Linked DNA regions of Mus musculus: region 2 is linked to region 1. The links are chromatin contacts, found by Hi-C or POLR2A ChIA-PET in ENCODE. All regions are on one chromosome and are shown on one strand. Each heading gives the region's core, a stretch centred on a gene start or an enhancer-like site at or near the end of the contact. The rest is flanking DNA. Distances are from core to core; before and after follow the strand shown.

Region 1 (2,717 bases), core at 123-2,622:
ACCCTTCCCTTCCGTGAGATGCACAGCAGAAGATGGAGGGTGCCTGTGGGACCTTCTAACTTCCATGTTAAAGGCTCTGTGGCTCTCCTGGGTATCCTCTATAAAATGGCTGACCAGCTGATGCTGCCCGCTGGTCTGGACCCCTTAGTACCTCTCAGTCTGCCTCTTACCAAACCCCTCAGAGTGAGAAGACCCATGTGCCACCGTGAAAGACTGTCCTTCTATCAACTCCATGTCTTTTCTTGTCATTTGTCTCAGACTCTCCAGTGCTCCATCCCTTAAGTATGACCTCATGAAAGTCCAAAGTTCTAGCCTGCACATGGAATATAACACACCCTTAAACGTTTGAAAGTTCCAGCCTCTGAGAGTCATCAGCCCCACTTCAGAAGACAATGCTCTTCAAACTCAAAAACTGGGAAGTCATCTTTGCATGGTCTCTTGACGTATGTATGCCTTAGGCCACTGCTGGCTTATTCTTTCTTAGTATATATTTCTTTAAATTGCCAAAGCTGTTTTTTAAAATGGTTATTGTTATTATCAGTATGTGTGTGTGTATGTGTGTGTGAAATGTGTGTGGGCATGATGTGTCAGGGCATGCATGTGCCAGGCTGGCAGTGACTGTGGAGTCCAAGGACAGCTTTGTGGAGTTGCTTCTCTTTCCGTTTTTTATCTGGGTTGTGGGCATGGAACTTAGATCATCAGACCTGCACATTCAGCACTTTATCCAGTGAGCCATCTGACATTCTAAAATAGATAGTCATGAGGGTACTGGAGAGACGCGTAGTTCCCCCAATAAACTTAGGGTGAACACCCACAAAACAAACAAGAGTCAGTAAGCGACAGTGACTACAAACGCTCTTCACACCATGGATGAGCCCCTCCTCAGACTCAGAAAGCTGGCTGTTGCTAGCATGTGGGCCATCAAATTTTCTATCTTCTTGCCTTCCCAGAGCTTCACTCTTTGTCCCATCCCTGGCAAAAACCAGCCAAAGCAGGTTCCTTCACTCCTCCTACACGTTTCTTTAAAAAGCTGATCTACTTCCCTATAGCCATTGCTAACCGATTGGCACTGGTCAAGTATCCCAAGGTTTTGGTGCCTCTGAGCGCTGGAGGAGCCCTAGAGGGCAAAGAAGAGGAATAAGGCTCCGAAGGGAATCTCTTACCTCAGCTTCTGGCTGGCAGGGACAGTTATCTTATTCAGCTTGTCCATTTTCTTGAGAGAGGATGTGTCGCTGTCCAGGGGGGTGTCAGCAGCTCCTGGACTTCCTGGGGAGCAGCATGGTAAGGCTCTGGCCTCAAGAACTCAAGCCACTGGAACTGACTTCTGCGAGCAACCCACAGGCTGCTGGCAAACACCCCTGCACAGGGGAAGTAAAACTCGCTGGAGCGCATCGCCAAGTTTCATGTTTCTACGAGGTCATGTGATCCAGGGAGTCAGCCAGCCTGGCTGATTACTGTGCGTTGTGTAAACTTCGGTAGTGAAACCTTATTGGGCATGCAAATCCCTTCCAGTAGCTCTTTTATGATCAGGTGTGTTGCCAGGTTGGATAAGTTTCTGACTGAGCACTACTTCCTGTTTGTCCCAAACCTTAGGTAGTCCCTGTTTTTAGCAGATGGCCAGAGTCACCCTGCCACTTCTTAGGTACAAGGAAAAGCTGAATAATCAATTATATCTGGATGGCTCTTTGGGGGCTTTCTGCTCATTTGCATTAAGCCATGGGTTAGCCTCTTCTTCTTAAGAACTAAGACATGAAATGGACAGTTCTTGTCACCGAGGTCACAGCAGTGGTCATTTAAAATGTGATAGGTAATTCTTTGTGCAAGGTCAAGGTCACTTAGGGGTGGGGAAAGGCGACCCTATCGTATGCTGTGTGGAGTCAGGAGTTGCCTTGCTGAAAGCTTGCCATTTTCAAATAAAGACAGGATACACTCAAAAGTCAGCTGAGGACAAGCCTAGTGATTTCCCAACACATGACATCAGGCGGATGCCTCCTAACTCCCCTCCATGTCTTCCCCTCTCATCACACCCAGTGCGACATGTCAGGTGTAGGGGTATCCCAAGCACAGTGAAATCCCACACCTGCCTCTGACCCCATCTAGACAGTTCTGCTATACTCCTCGAGACAACAAAACACAAAAAACAAAAAAATGAGAGGGCGTGTTCTTTCTTCCCCTTGGACCTGAACACCCCCACCCCCACTCACCTGGCACATCCTAGTCACCTTTGTGAAAGGAGATTACGTTCTGAACATTATCAAAGGACCATCGACCTGGGTCTAAAGAATGCACGGGGGGTTGGAGGGAGACAGAGTGGAGGGATTTCAGTTATCTCTCCTGTTATAGCTTCAAGGGCCTGGCTGAGGAGAGAGTGGGAAGGAGGACCAGGCCAGAGAAGGGAGGAGAAGAGACAGAGAGCAAACCCGGATTTCTTCCCGCCCCTGCCCACCCCCACCCCCAGGTTCTTTGTTCAAAGAGGAGCTCTTCGGTCCTCCTGGTTCCTTGACTGTTCACGTTCATGCACTATATCTGAATTTGCCATTCTTCAGGATGTCCGAGAGCTGATGCCTCAGAGTGGTTGAAGGGTGAGGTCCCTTTGCAGAAGAGTAGGGCATCAGGAGAGAAATGCAGACACTTGCTTCCCGTAACTGTTGCCTTTCTCTAATCTGCCTGCACGGTTTTCTTGCAATGTATCCTGAAGGAGATCTAGTTCCCTGCCC
Region 2 (2,705 bases), core at 17-2,516, 35 kb after region 1:
GTTGCTTGCGGGGCTGAGGATCTTCTCTGCTGCATCTCGCTGCCTGTATGGTACTTTGTGGGCACTGACAACCCCCCCCCCCCGTATTATATGGGTATCTAGCTGGCAGTATGGTCTTATAAGAATTCAGTCAGCAAAGGTTTTGAGGTCTTGCCTAGGTCCTGTAGTAGGTGTTCCAGAAGTGAGACCTACTAAGTAATATTAACTAAAGATGAAATTTTCATTTTGCACAGGGCTGTGAAAATGTCCCTAACTCCATGCCCATGACTCTTCTCCAAAACTCATCTCGTCTCAGAGACCTATGTTAGTTATGTAGCGACCACTCTCTGGAAACTTAGTGCACTGAAAAAATAGAAACCAAAAACAAACTAAGTTGCATCACGGTTGAAGTCTGAAGAACTGCATTCATGATCTCATTTGCCCCATACTCTGTGATCTGCAGTGTCTGAACCTTAGCTTTCTATAAAATGTGCTCACACACGGGAGCCTGTGGTCCTGTGCCCACTGCAAAACGATAGTAACTAAAGCAGCAGAGTAGACAGAGCCAGGAAAATCACAGTTATGGGCTTGTTGGGAAAAAAGTGACCATGGGGCCAGGAGAGATAGCTCAGTGGTTAGGAGCACTAACTGCTCTTCCAGCAGGCCAGAGTTCAAGTCTCAGCAACCATGTGGCAGCTTACAACTGTCTGCAATTCCAGTTCCAGGGAATCTGACACCTTCCAACACCAATGCACATAAAATAAAAAAAAATTAAAAAAAAAAAAGCAACCAGCAGAGTGAGAAATTCAGGTGGCATTCACGTGAAATCACAACAGCTGTATGTAACACATCTGTGCCAATTACAGACATCCAGTGTACCATAACGTAGGTCCGAGAGAAAGAATAGAAGTGAGCTAGAGTAAAGCAGGAATCAATGAATAAAGTCAGCAGGAGCAGTTAGATGACTAAGTGGTGATGATAGAAGCTTGCTACCAAGACTGACAACCCACGTTTGATTCCTGGGACCTACAACGGTGGAGGGGGAAAGATGCCTCTGACTGCCACACTGATGTCATGGCATGCACACACATGCCCCCTTGCGCAGTAAGCAAATGTAATACATTTTTTAAAAAATGGCTTTTAAAATGCAACCTAAAGGGTTTGAACATGTCTAAAGATAAATAACAGTACTCAACCAGTGGCGAGGTCCCCCTTTCTTCATAAGTTTATTCTGAGGTACTGCAGAGATCAAGTGTATGAAAACCCAAGTTCACTGTTCTTTCTGTCAAGAGCTCCATTTTGGGAGAAAGGACCTGATCAGAGTGAGACATTCCTTCAGCAGGAAGTTGTCACCAGGGTGGTACCTATGGGTTTGCTGGTGAGAGGACATCAGAGCCCTCATTCTGGAGACACCACCTGATGGTACAGACAGAGCTAGACTGTCTGCTTCCATGGATCCACTGCAAGCAGTCCACCTGGGTCCTCGGAAGAAAAGACCCAGGCAGCTGGGCACCCCAGTGGCTTCCACGCCTTATGACATCCGATTTCGAGACTTGGTCCTCTTCATTTTGGAAAAGAAGATGGGAACAACTCGAAGAGCCTTCCTCATGGAGCTGGCCCGAAGGAAAGGGTTCAGGGTGGAAAATGAGCTCAGGTAGGACAGCCCTGGTCACTTTGCAAGCATGCAGGAGCCCTGAGGACGTCCCCAAGGGACCCAAGGGGCCAGTTGGCTAAGGGAGATGAGTGGGGACTAAATGAGATTATATAGAAACTAATTGGTACCAAAAAATAATATTTTTAAAAAAAAATATGGCTTCCCATGACTGACTCTGAGATTAAGTATCCAGGAGTGATAACCAGAAAACTAGTCAGAGAACCACATAGAAACCACTCGATTCCATTCTGTACCAAACTGAACCAACACCATTGGGTTCAATTTTTTACATTGCTACTTTGGAGCAGGGAGGGTGTTCTGATTGTCTGGCTCTGACTTATACACACCTGCTCTGCTAAGGGTCTATGGTGGGCTAGGCTGAGGTGAGTCACCACAGGTACCTTACTGGCCTTGGTGATGGTTTTCCAAAGGGTGGTCCAAGTGGGCTTCAGGAAGAGATGCTGGTTAAAGATGTTTGTCTAGGGGTGACAGATGGCACCCCAGTGTGCTATGATCAGAGTCTAGGCAGGGAGGTGATTGAAGCTACCATCTGCACTCGTTCAGTAAGCACCAATTATCATTGTTTTGCTGACTATTGTGTACGTTCACTCTCTTGACCCAATGAAAAGAATCAAAGCGATTCAGAAAGTCCCAGTAAAAGGCCCTGGTGTGCCTGACGGCTGCAGACAGAAGTGTTGGGGTTACAGTGGGAGTGGGGGGGCACTCAGTTCACTGCCTTCAGCCATGCAAGTTGGGAGGGGTGCTGAACATACCGTGTCAGAGATGATCTGACTTTTACACTTGGGATTTTGGAAAGTCTTTGAATTTAAAAGAAAATTGCCAAACGTTTCTTGCTGATGAAATGCTGGCTTTGGAGACATTGAGGAGACACATTTCCAAGGTCAGTACTCAGGAATTTCACACTCCACATGCCCAGCTGAGGGGATCTTTTTAGATTTTTTGCTAAAATGTCCCCAATCAAAAATTCCTGAGGTTCTGGGCTTCTCTCTTTTCTGAGTCTTTGTCACATGGTCTCCTATTTTTTGTTTTAAGTCATCACAGCCACTCTCAA

What was found. Hi-C counts contacts between places; a loop is a spot of excess contacts on that map. ChIA-PET counts read pairs that join two places held with the same protein, here RNA polymerase II (POLR2A).
Region 2: a map of v-Abl transformed pro-B cells shows a loop between it and region 1 (2.0-fold over the local background). The contact joins the promoter of Dntt here to the promoter of Blnk in region 1. A Hi-C loop is called at or near these places in 1 of 37 maps with a recorded cell type or tissue (v-Abl transformed pro-B cells). POLR2A ChIA-PET finds 5 or more read pairs at or near these places in 2 of 5 experiments (Patski and embryonic stem cell).

The regions. Positions count from the first base shown.
Region 1 is chr19:40,992,849-40,995,565 of GRCm38, forward strand. It overlaps Blnk (B cell linker), which reads right to left and starts at 1,373. Exons shown (of 17, transcript NM_008528.5): 1 at 1,164-1,373. The coding sequence starts at 1,210.
Region 2 is chr19:41,028,009-41,030,713 of GRCm38, forward strand. Dntt (deoxynucleotidyltransferase, terminal) reads left to right here and starts at 1,267. Exons shown (of 11, transcript NM_001043228.1): 1 at 1,267-1,633. The coding sequence starts at 1,431.